Linked DNA regions of Homo sapiens: region 1 is linked to region 2. A link is an interaction called in ENCODE POLR2A ChIA-PET data of the cell type or tissue named here. Cell type or tissue: B cell. All regions are shown on one strand. Each heading gives the region's core, and the rest is flanking DNA. Links, peaks and the distances in the headings are about the cores only.

Region 1 (7,975 bases), core at 1,782-6,781, 390 kb after region 2:
GATCCACCTGCCTCAGCCTCCCAAAGTGCTGGGATTACAGGTGTGATCTGTTCTTTCTATTAACAGTTTTTTTTTTTCTGGAAGTGACGTTAGTAAGATGGTGAAATAGGAGGTCCCTGGCTCTAGTTCCCCTAACAGAAATGGCTGTTAGCAACTAAATATCAAAGGAAATATTAACAGAACTGAAAGGAGAAACAAGCAGCAATACAGTAATAGCAGAAGACTTTAATACTCATCAATAGATAAGTCATCCAGACAGAAAGTCAATAAGCAAACAGAAGACTTGAACAACACTGTAGACCAAATAGACACACCAGACATATACATAACATGTCAGCAACAGCAGCAGAATAGACCATCTTCTCAAGCACATATGGAACATTCTGCAGAATGTTAGGTTACTGAACAAGACTTAAAAATTCAAGAAGTATGTAAAGTATATTTTTCAACCATAATGGTATGAAAATATAAATTGACAACAGAAGGAAAGCTGGAAAATTCACAAATACATAGAAATTGAACAACACACTCCTGAACAAACAATGGGTCAAATAATCAAAGGGGAAATTTTTAAAAAATCTTGAGATAAAGTAAAATGAAAACAGAACATACCAAATATCATGAGATGCAGCTAAAGCAGTTCTAAGGGGACTGTTTATAGCAATAAATGTCTACATGAAGAAAAGATCTAAAATAAACAACCTAACTTGATATCTCAGGAACTAGAAAAAGAACAAACTAAGCCCAAAGTTGGCAGAAAGACAGAAATAATAAAGATCAGAACAGAAATAAGTGAAATAGGAACTAGAAAACAATTAAAAAAATGAAACCAAGAATTGGTGTTTTTTTACGATAAAGAAATTGACAAACGTTTAGCTAGACTAACCATGAAAAAGGAGTCTCAAATCGTAAATGCAAAAGAAGGTAGTACAACTGATATCACAATAATACAAAGGGTCTATTAACAGTACCAACAAATTGGATAATCTAGAAAAATAGATAAATTCCTAGAAACAATCTACCAAGACTAAATCATGAAAAATAAAAAATATAGACACCAATAACAAGGATATTGAATCAGTAATAAATCTGTCAACAAAAAAAAGTCCAGGACCAGATGGCTTCATGGACAAATTCTATCAAACACTTAAGAATTAATGCCAACCCTTATTAAACTCTTCCAAAAAATTGAAGTGGAGGGCACACCTCTAAACTCATTCTATGAGACCAGTATTACCTTGATACAAAAGCCAAACAAGGACACAAGAAAATTACAGGCCAACATCCTTAATAAAGGATGTAAAAATCTTCAAAATATTAGCAAATCAAATTCAACTGTATATTAAAGGGATAATACCATGCAAGTAGAATTTATTCCTGAGATGCAAGGATGTTGCAACACATATAAATCAATAAATGTGATATATCACATTAATAGAATGAATGATAAAATCATATGATCCTCTCAATAGATGCAGAAAAAGCATTCAACACCCTTTCATGACATAAATGCTCTGTAAATTGGGTATAGAAAGAATGTACTTCGACATAACAAAGGCCATACATGACAAGCTTCCAGCTAATATATTAAAAGGTGAAAAGCTGAAAAGTCTTCAAAGATCAGGAACCAAAAGGTTCTTCCTCTCATCATTTATATTCAACATAGTAGTGCAAGCCCTAGTCAGAGCAATTAGGCAAGAAAAAGATAAAAAGAAATTCAAATCAGAAAGAAAGTAAAAGTGCCTGTTTGCTGATATAATCTTATAAATATATTAACCCTAAAAGAACTAATAAATCAGTAAATTTGTAGGTTACAAAATCAACATATAAAAAACCAGTAGCATTTTTATACACTAACAATGATCTGAGTAAGAAATTAAGAAAACAAACAATCCCACTTATAATAGCATAAAAACTAATAAAATACTTAGGATTAAATTTAACCAAGTCAGTGAAAGATCTGTACATTAGAAACTATATGACATTGATGAAAGAAATAGGAAAAAAACCACAAATGAAAGATATCCTATGTTCATCAATTAGAAGAATTAATATTGTTAAAATGTCCATACTAGACTATCTAAAGTGATTTATAGATTCAATACAATCTCTATAAAAACTCCAGTAACATCTTCCACAGAAACAAAAAAATCCTAAAATTTGTAAAGAACTACAAAAGACCTTAAATAGCCAAAGCTATTTAAGAACAACAAAGAGAAGAACAAAGCTAGAGGCATTACACTTCCTGATCTCAAGCTAAATTATAAAACAATAGTAATCAAAGCAGTATGGCAGTGGCATAAAAACAGACACAGAGGCTAATGGAACAGAACAGAGAGGCCAGAAATAAACTCAAACATATATAGTCTAACATTTGACGAGGGTGCTAATAATATGATAGGGAAAGGGCAGTCTCTTCAATAAGTGGTATTGGGAAAGCTGGATATCCACATGCAAAAGAATGAAGCTGGACCTCTATCTTATACCACTTACATAAATTAACTCAGAATGAATTACACATTAAATGTAATACTTAGTAAAACTCCTAGAAGAAAACAGGAAAAAAGCTCATTGACATTGGGCTTGGGCTTGGCAAAGATTTTTTGAATATAGCACTAAAAGCACAGGCAACAAAAATGAAAATAAACAAGTGCAACTACAGAAAACTAAAGTGTCTGGATAGCAACAAACCAATGAACAACACAAAAAACAAAAACCAACAAAATGAAAGGTAACTTATATAATAGAAAATAAATGCAAACCGTATATCTGGAAAGAGATTAACATACTAAATATGTAAGAAGCCCACACAACTCAATAGCAAGGAAACAAAAAAATCCAATTAAAAACTCAACAAAAGACCTAAATAAACATATTTCCAAAGAAGACATACAAATGACTGGCAGGTATCTGGAAAGGTGCTCACCATCACTAACCATCAGGGAAATGCAAATCAAAACCACAAAGAGATATCACCTCACACCGTCTAAGATGGCTGTTACCAAAAAGATAAGAGAGAAGTGTTGGTGAGGATGGGGAGAAAGGGAACCCCTTGTGCACTGTTGATGGGCATCCAAATTGATTCAGCCATTATGGAAAATGGTATGGAGGTTCCTCAAAAAATTAAAAATAGAACTACCATATAATCTAGCAATTCCGCTTTTGGGTATATATCCAAAGGAAACAAAATAAGACCTCTTGAAGAGATACCTGTACTCCTATGTTCATTAGTTACAGTAACCAAGACACAGAAACAATCTAAATAAAGAGATACGGTACATGTACAATGCAGTATTGTTCAGCCTTAAAGAGGGAAATTCTTCCATATGCGGCAATGTGCATGAGCTTGACGGCTTTATTCTAACTGAAATAAGTCAGACAAAGGCAGATACTGCATGATTACACTTATATGTGGAATCTAAAAAAGTTGAACTCATAGAAACAGACTGGTGGTTGTCAGGGAGTAGGGAGAGGGGAGAAAGAAATGGGGAGATGTCTGTCAAAAGATACAAACTTTCAGTTATATGATAAAATTCTGGGGATCTAAGGTGTAGCATGATGACTATGGTTAATACTATATTATATACTTAAAATTTGCTGAGAGATCTTAAGTGTTTTCACTATTTATAAAAAATGGTAACTATGTGAAGTGATGGATATGTTAACTTGATTGTGGTGATCATTTCACAATGTTTACTTATATCAAAACATCATAATGTACTACTTAAAGATATACAATTTTATTTGTGAATTATACCTCAGTAAAGCTGGAAAGAAGAAAAACTCAAGAATGAGAGTTTAATTTCATCAAATGCTTTTCTTTACTTCTATATGTTTTTTTTTAAAAAAATTTATTGTACAGATTATATGAATAGATTTCCTAGCAATAAACCTTTCTAGGATAAAACCTACAGTCGGGATTTTTTGGTACATTGCTTAGCTTATTTTGTGAATAGTTTATGAAGTTTTTATGTGTTCCTGTGTTTGTGAGATTGGCCTATGGTTTTCGATTTTTATACCATCCTGTCTGGTTTTGACATCAAGGACATACTGCTCTCATAAAATGAGTAGGGAACATTCTCTTTTTCTCTTCTTTGAAGCAATTTGAATGAGATTGAAAATATGTATTTTTTATGTTTGTTAGAATATACCCATGGAATAATTTGTTTGGGTTTTTTGATGAGTATATTTGTGCATGTGTGTGCACGTGAGCCTCTCTGCTTGTATGTGAATATATTTTAAAGTACTGTTTTACTTCCTTTAATAATAGACCTATCTAAATTTCATACATATTCTTGGACAGTTTTGATAACATATTTTTCTAGAATATTATACCTTTTCTGGAATATTGTACCTTCAATCTAAGTGTTCAAATGTTCATAATTGTTATTCATAGTATTTTCTTATAATTTCTGAAAATCTCCGCTGCATTTGAAATTAGGTTCTTATATTTCTTCATTGGTGGTGGTTTGTGTGTGTGTAATTTTTAAATCGATCTTAATCTTTGTCAGAAGTTTGTGAAATTTACTTAGCTTTTTTCCAAACAAATGCTTTTGGTTTTGTTGACTTTTTCTGTTTCTCTTTTCTCTTTTATTATTTATTTCTCTACTCATCTTTATAATTTCATTTATTCATTTTTTGATGGGTGGGGGGTTTACTTTGTTCCTCTTTTCTCAACTTTTTGAGTTGGATAGTTAGCTCACTAATTCTTGGACTTTCTTCAGTTATATATGCATTCTATACAATTTCCTCTAAGTGATGCCTATGCTCTATTACCTGAAGTTTGACATATGCTATTTTTATTTCCTTTCAATGCAAATTATTTTCTAATCATTAAAATTTATTGACTCATAAATTATTTCCAAACACATGGGAGTTTGGAGGGTTGCCTTTTTTGTAGAATATTTTAATTTTTATTGTATTATGATCAGAAAGCATGGCTATGTGATATTTGTTGTTTGACATTTGTTAAGTTGACTGAATTGTAATACTATGTATTCTCTAATTCTTAGGTACAGGGATTTTGATATATCTATTAGATCAACTGTGTTAATCATGGTCTTCAAAATTTCTACAGGCTGTCTGTTATTGTATTTTCCTACAGCTTTCTTTTTATTTATTAGCTATTTAATTATTTTAACTATTACCAAGTTTCAGTTTGTAATTCTATTACCTCAAGTTGTTGAGAGTCTAATCTTGCATTTATAGTGTATTCTACCTTTTGTCTATGGTAGATTTCTCCTTGTGGATTTTGAAATTTTTAATTGTGAGGTTAACATTTTTCTTCCATGAATTTCTTTTGGCATTAATGGTTTTGCTTTTTCCAGCTGATCAGAATTATCACTGGCCTAGAAAAAATTTTTATGCTAATCTCTCAATGAAGAATTCCTAGAAAAGGTGAGTAAATTTGAACCCCAGGTCATTTGGGGGTTTCTAATTCCCAAGGGAGACATTTTTGCTCATCTAGAACACAGGCACAGACAGATAAGACTCCTTGTTTATCTGTGCTGACAGATTTTGTTCCAGTCTGTCTTTTCTGAGAGGGTATCAATTTTTGAGAGTTCCAGTTTGAGGGTTCTCAATTCCAACTCTCCTCCTTGCATTGGCCCAATATCTTGTCTCTTATACTTTTAAAAACCAAGTCGTCGTATTATTTCCCTTCTGGTAACTATATTATCAGCTCCTAAGTTGCCACTCTGGTTTTATGCTTCTCTTTGGCACCTGGAAATTTCTACTTTATTTTTATTGTGAGCCTAATCATATATTTAAAATATTTTTAAAGTTATATTTTGTGAAGAATTCTTGGTTTTGGGAGAAAGAACTTTCACAGTTGTCATTGGTCTTCATCTCAGTGTTCCATATTTCAGGAACTGGAATTCATCCTTAGAGTCTTTTAATTGTGAAAGATGAATGTTTCAGGACATCACAAGGCAAACACCTGTCAAAACGTTTTGACTGTTCATTTTCTACTGAATTCAACATCTCAACAGTATTTAGATAGGTGCTTCATTGCTGTCAGCCAGAATGAGCCAGAATTGTTCCTGGGTTGGTGCTGGGTAGAAGACCCTGGTGGGGGCTAGCAGCCTATAGGGGGGCCACTGGAGGGAAACTGAGCTGTGGTTCTCATATATGGAAGAGACATCTTATGTTCTTCTTTTTTTTTGGAGACAGAGTTTCGCTCTTGTCACCCAGGCTGGAGTGCCATGGCATGGTCTAGGTTCAGTGCAACCTCTGCCTCCTGGGTTCAAGAGACTCTCCTGCCTCAGCCTCCTGAGTAGCTGGGATTACAGGCGCCTGCCACCATGCCTGGCTATTTTTGTAATTTTAGTAGAGATGCAGCTTCACCATGTTGGCCAGGCTGGTCTTGAACTCCTGACTTCAGGTGATTCACCCACCTCGGCCTCCCAAAGTGCTGGGATTACAGGCATGAGCCACTGCGCCCGGCCTATCACCTTCTTAAAACCCCTTTCCTGGGGCAAAAAATAGCAGGCCCATGGTGAAATTTACTTGGATTTGTTTCCTGGAGAAGTCCTCTTTGATTTCTGCTTATGGGGAGACCCTGTTATAAGATTTTTCTTTGCTTATTCCAGAAACAATGGGCTCTCCCTGATCAAAAGAAAAAACAAGCAGAATTTCCAAATGGAGTGCCTCCAGGGGAGGATTTTTCTATGTTATTCATTCTCCCTCTGTGCAAATACAGAGATATATTATGGGGAAATATGCAGAGGCCTTAGTAGGTGTTCCTTGCTTAAGAAAAATGGTGACATTGATTAAAACCCTCTATTCCCATATAAAGGAACAATTATTACACAGCAATGCCAGGAGGTTCAGGCCCCATGTGGAGATTTCTTTGTGGCCTTCCCATGGTAGCCAGGAGCAATAATGCAGCCAGAAGAACTATAATTTCAGTGTCTTCTAAGTGCTAAGCCATGGTGTTGGGAATACAGAGATGGAGGAATCTTGTGGTCTTTACCCTGGAGGGGCTCACAGACGAGGTGTGTAGAAGCCACTAGAGAATTAAGAATGATAACAATCTGTAAAAGAGAATGTTGAGGAATTGAACTTCATCACAATTAAAAACTTTTATTCTTTAAAATACACTGCCAAAAGAATAAAAAGACAACCCACGGACTGGGAGAAAATATTTGTAAGCTACATATCTCATAAAGGACTTGTGTCAAAAATCTATAAAGAACACTCAAAAAACAAATACCCAATTAAAAAATAGGCAAAAGATTTGAAGAGTCATTTCAGCAAAGAAGATATATAGATGGCTAATAAGCACATTGAAAAGATGTTCAACATTCATCATTAGGAAAATGCAACTTAAAACCACAATAAAATATCACCACCGATCTATTTGAGTGGCTAAAATTAAAAAGATCGATCATATCAAGGGTTGGCTAGGATGTGGACTGCAGCCCTCATGCATTGTTGGTGGCAATGTAAAATGGAACAATCACTTGGTAAAATAGTTTGGCAGTTTCTTAAAAAATTAAGCACACTCCTATCATATATCCACCCACTTCACTCCTAGATATGTGCCCAAGAGGAAAGGAAATATATAACCACAAAGAGACTTGTACATGAATATTCATAGATGCTTTATATGTAATAGCTGCAAACTGGAAACAGCCCAAATGTCTACCAACAGGTGAATGAATAAACCAAATGGGGTCCATCCATATACCAGAATACCCCACTCGACAGTAAAAAAGAAATGAACTATTGACACACAGACAGATGGATGAATGTCAAAATAATTATGCTGAATATGAAAGAAGACAGACCAAAAAAAAGAGTACATGCTACATGATTTCATTAAATACAAATCTAGAAATTGCAACCTAATCTAGAATGAGGGAAAGCAGATGAGATGTCGTATGGGGATGTCGTTGAGGGAGGTGAGGGGAAGCATTACAAAGAGTCATACAGAAACTTTCAGAGGGGATGGATTGTTTACTATCTTGATTGT
Region 2 (5,000 bases), core at 1-5,000:
AGCACTGTCTGAAAGAACTTTCTATGATGAGAATATTCTGTATTTGTGCTGTCTGTCCAAAATGGGAGCCGTTAGCCACATGTGGTCATTAAGCTCTTGAAATACAGCTAGTGTGACGGAATTACTGAATTTAAATGTAAATAGCTGCATGTGGTCAGTGGTTACTGTATTGAATTGCCCAGTCTTATCTTTTGTTCACTTCTCTCCTCATCTAGATAATTACAAATATAAAAATATTAACAAACGGGAAGTTTCTCAAAAACACTCTTCACTTAAATAATTAAAGTTTACTCTTTTTTTTCAATTTTTTTTTTTTTTTAGCTACTCCTTCTCCAGCTGAAAATAATTAAACTTTAGAGCGATGCTAGAAAAGTAGCTTGAAGTCTTAGATTTCATCAGTCTTTAGGGTCAAATTATTTGTAAGGATGTTTTACAGGAATCTAAAATTGATTAACCATGGGTTAATACTTTACAGTGACTTTTAAGAAAGAAAAGTTACATGTTTTTGTTTTGTTTTTAAAGATTTACTTTGGTCTGTGAGGAATATGTAAGACAAAAAATTCGGAGTCCTTACCGAAAGAGCTTTAATAATGAAACCAATCCTACCTTTAGCTCTGCTTGTATGAACTCTTGCACGTACCCAAACAACTTCATCAGCTTTTTGTATTGTCAAGTCTCTAACCCGAACCAAAACTCGATCTGTAATAACAGTAAACGATTTTTATATAGTAAAATAATTTTTAAATTCAGAATTTACAAAGAGATCATAATTATTTTTGACAGCTAGCATAAGTACTTGGAACCATCCTGAATAATTCTCAATCTTTGACAACACTGTCTTCTCTATCATGTTCCATGTGCAATTTGCCTCAAGTTTTGTGAACTGTGCTTTCTAAACATATTTTTAAAATCCGTCTATTTCTCTACCATCTTCACTGCCGCCATACTAAACCAAGCTATTGTCTCCCACCTGAACTACAGCAATAGCTTCCTAACTGCAATCCCTGTGTCCCCTTCTAATTCAGTCTCCTTTGAAGTCAGACAGTTTCAAAATGCAAATCTGAACACTTCAATGACTTGTAAGGCCAAACACAGCCTATCCTGCCTAGGACATGGAACTTTTGCCTGCCTGCCACAGTACCTAAGTCAGCTAGTCTCTACCAAGTCTGAACAGTCGCAGTATCCTATTCCCCAGGATGCAGTGACTCTAACTGAGCTAATGCAAGTCTTTCTCTGGGACTAAATATACAGATGCTGGGAATGAAGCTCTCTTTCCTGGGATTGCTGCGCTGACATGGTGCAGGCCCAGGGCTGCAGCTTTCACCTTTCCTGCTATGTTTGCAGGATTCGAGAAGGAGGCCAATATCCTAAAGGAAACAGAGCCAAAAGCTGGAGAGAGAAAGGCCTGTAGATGCTTCCTGAGCCCCAAGATCCAATCATGCTTGATGTCATCTCATACATTTCCCTATCGAGCCTTTTGGCTGTAAGTGAGCCCCAACTATTATGCTCCTAATACTAAACAAAATACTACATTCATCTAGAGTTCCTAAACAGGAAAACAGCTACAAAACAACTGTTATGTAAAGATGTGTATACAACGCAACATTCAACAATCATTTTTGCTACTCTTCTAAATGCAATCATTTGATTAGAGAAAAACATTTAAGTATTAGTTAAATTAAACATAGCAATAGACATGACATTACAATATCGAGAATACCTTTTGAGACATAAAGTCAAATTATAAATACTGTATGTCTTACCGAATTTTTCTAAATGTATTTATAATTTGCCTATTGAAGAAAAGATGCAGCTGCAGAGAGAATCTGATTTACAGGAGAATAAATAACACGGTTCTCATAGCCAAAAGCAAAGAGAATGAAAGAGGAATTTTAAAGCCACTGGCATCACAAGAGGATTTCTGCAAAACACTGCCAACAGACTTTATGAGTTAAGCCAACTTCCAAGTCTGCTGTGTAAACTCAGGCAAAAGAAAGCGTGAAAGAGAAAAGACAGACACATCAGCAGAAGATTTTAAAAGGCAGATTTGAAAATGCCAAGACTGAAAAAGCAATGGCTAACCAAGCAATCACAACTCAAAACCACACAAAACAGAAAAGCAGAAGTCTAAGAGATATGCGATAATTAGGATAATTTTACTAGCACTTTGGAGAAGAAAAAGGGTAATGGCTCTTCTTTCTTGTGGCATGGCAATTAACTAGCATAGGGGTTCTCAACCTTTAATACACCCGAACATACCCGAAGCCCATGCCATACTCACATCACTATGACTGGCTAACCAGTAACAACCAAGGTAGTAGGATTTCAGTTTGAAAACTGCACTTTTAAGAGTCATGGGCATCAGAGTGATTAATGCAGAGAAATGGAAGCAGATGAGAAAGGAAACCACCTTGAGCAAAGAATTGGCATTTTTGCAGAGGTAAAACCAAAGGCCGAATTTTACATACATAGGTTATCTTTCTCTCTAAGTGGAAGAACGCAACTGTCTGTGGATTTGCCAGCAAAAGAACAACAGCAATTATGTTAATGGCTGCTTTGGGCCTATGTTAAAGACCTAAACTCCAGTGAGCTTCTTTGTGTTACAGCTCAAGGAAGTACAGTTGAGAAAGACACCTAACCTGAAAACAAAGTCTCAAGTGTCTCCTCCTGCTTGCCCTGGCAGAGGAATATCATCCCCTATACTCTATTGCTCATAGTCTATTTTACATAGGTTGAGCATTCCTAACCCGAAAACCCGGAATGCTCCCAAATCCAAAACTTTTTGAGTGCTGACATGATGGTCAAAGGAGATGCTCATCGGAGGATTTTGGATTTTCAGATTAGGGATGCTCAAGTGGTAAATATAATGCAAATATTCCAAAGTCCAAAAAAATAAAGTCCAAAACACTTTTGTGGTCTCAAGCATTTTGGCTAAGGGATACTCAACCTGTACTCAATTACTTTATTTCATCTTTATGTTTTGGAAATGATTTTCAGAAATTTTGGCTTTTTTTTTTTTTTGACAGGGTCTCACTCTGTTGCCCAGGCTGAAGTCCAGTGGTGTGATCGTGGCTCACCGCAGCCTTGACCTCACAGGCTCAAGTGATCCTCCCATCAGCCTCCTGAGTAGCTGGGATAAAAGGTGTATGCCACCACGCCTAGCTAATTTTTTTACTTTCTGTAGAGATGGGGTCTCACTATGTTTCCCAGGCTAGTTTCAAATTCCTGGGCTCAAGTGATCCTCCCAACTCAGTCTCTGAATTTTGGTCTTTTATTGTATTCTTTCCCAACAAGCCTGGGAAAGAAAAGTGATTTTGTGATCATGTGGCAAATCAAATATAACAATAAAATTAACCTAGAGGTGTTTTATTTCCAAAGCATAATATTCATAGGCAGCCCTCTAAACTGGAAGCAGTGCTTCCAATGGGCAAGAATGTAAACGTCTACAATTACTGCACCAAAGAGTGAGAGACGTAATTTGAAGTGTCTACCAAAAGAAAAATTACTGTCAAATAGTTAAGTAAGACAAATCTGTTGAAATTACATATATAGAATAGAAGTAAAAGAAAGGCAAACATTTATAAATAAAAAATCTACAGGTCTGAGAGAAACAACATGAGTCAGGTCAATTTCAAAGAAATATAAGGCCGGGTGCGGTGGCTCACACCTGTAATCCTAGCACTTTGGGAGGCCGAGGTGGGTGGATTGCCTTGAGTTCAGGAGTTCGAGATCAGCCTGGGCAACACAGTGAAACCCCATCTCTACTAAAATACAAAAAAAAAGTGAGGCGTGGCGGTGTGCGCCTGTAGTCCCAGCTGCTCAGGAGGCTGAGGCAGGAGAATTGTAGGAACTTGGGAGGCGGAAGTTGAAGTGAGCCGAGATCATGCCACTGCACTCCAGCCTGGGCGACAGAGCGAGCCTCTGTCTCCCAAAAAAAAAAAAAAGAAATATAAAGATGCCAACATACACTAACAAAAAAGAGCGGTTATAAGAAAAGATAGACTGGGGTCTAAGAATAATTCATTTCATTCCCAGACACTAAAGCTACGAGTAAACAAAATGGAGTGGGGGTGGAGGCTTTAAAACTCAAATCATAGTACTGCCAAAGAAGCCAGAGAAGATGTAAGATGGAAGGACCCATGGACTCTAGGGTCAGATGGCCTTTGGTTCTAATCCCAAGTCTGGCAGACTCTGTGTAAGTCAAGTTTCTTATCTTTCAACTTTGGTTCCTTAGTTTTCAAGGATGCTGTAGAGAATAAGTGAAAATATAAATGTTTGGGAAGAGTCAAGCAAAATAGGAATAAATAATAGCTAAAAACAGTCAGAGAAGTAAAGTTGTGGGGGTTGGGGGAAGTAAAAGAGGTAGCTTTATTAAAGCATGCAAAAAGGCTACATGTGATGAAGGCAGTTATTAGCCACTCTCCTATCTCCTAGACAACGGTTGAATCTTACCTAATAATTTAGGAATATTTAAAAAATATAATCTACCATTTAAAACATACCATTTAACCTACAATACCTAATAACATTTTTTTTCCTTTTCTAGAGTTGGAACCCTAAACTGACAATGTTTACACAGGGTTATGACATCTACTTGGATTATTAATGTCATTTAAGCTTTTCAGAATTATACCTTCAGATTTATGCCAACCTTACTTAAAATTTCATTTAGAGCTTTCCTGGAATTAGAAAGCAAAAAAGCTTTATTTACTGTCACATAGCTACTAACCTGGTTTTTCTTGTGATTGTATCATTGAAGATATTCCATATCTCTCTTTAGCATAATCCTACAAAAAAAGTTTTTTGCATCGTGACTTTTTATGTAAACACTAAGAGCACAGTAAACACATAAATACTAATAATAGAATATAAAAATGAATTTAACTTTCAGGATCATTTTATTAATTCAGAAAGTCAGTAGTTTCATAATGTGGAAATCTCTCATTCATTTACATATGTACTCTACAGAAAACAGAAAAGTACTGTTTCTGGTTAGTTTG

The links. ChIA-PET counts read pairs that join two places held together with the same protein. Peaks named below come from ENCODE experiments on the same cell type or tissue, not always from the same donor. Only the 100,000 strongest peaks of a DNase experiment are listed, where the experiment ranks them.
Region 1: POLR2A ChIA-PET joins it to region 2 with 12 read pairs; 8 of 35 experiments call an interaction of 5 or more read pairs at or near these places.

Annotation. Positions count from the first base shown.
Region 1 is chr2:136,367,280-136,375,254 of GRCh38, forward strand. No RefSeq gene overlaps it. Among named protein-coding and RNA genes, the nearest start is that of CXCR4, 250 kb to the left of the region's middle. In B cell, for the core only: no CTCF peak of the experiment used is centred there; no DNase peak of the experiment used is centred there.
Region 2 is chr2:135,978,668-135,983,667 of GRCh38, forward strand. DARS1 (aspartyl-tRNA synthetase 1) reads right to left here. Exons shown (of 16, transcript NM_001349.4): 2 at 4,730-4,787; 3 at 607-699. Among named protein-coding and RNA genes, the nearest start is that of DARS1-AS1, 4.0 kb to the right of the region's middle. In B cell, for the core only: no CTCF peak of the experiment used is centred there; a DNase peak (open chromatin) is centred at 2,224; H3K4me3 peaks cover 335 bases; H3K27ac peaks cover 2,658 bases.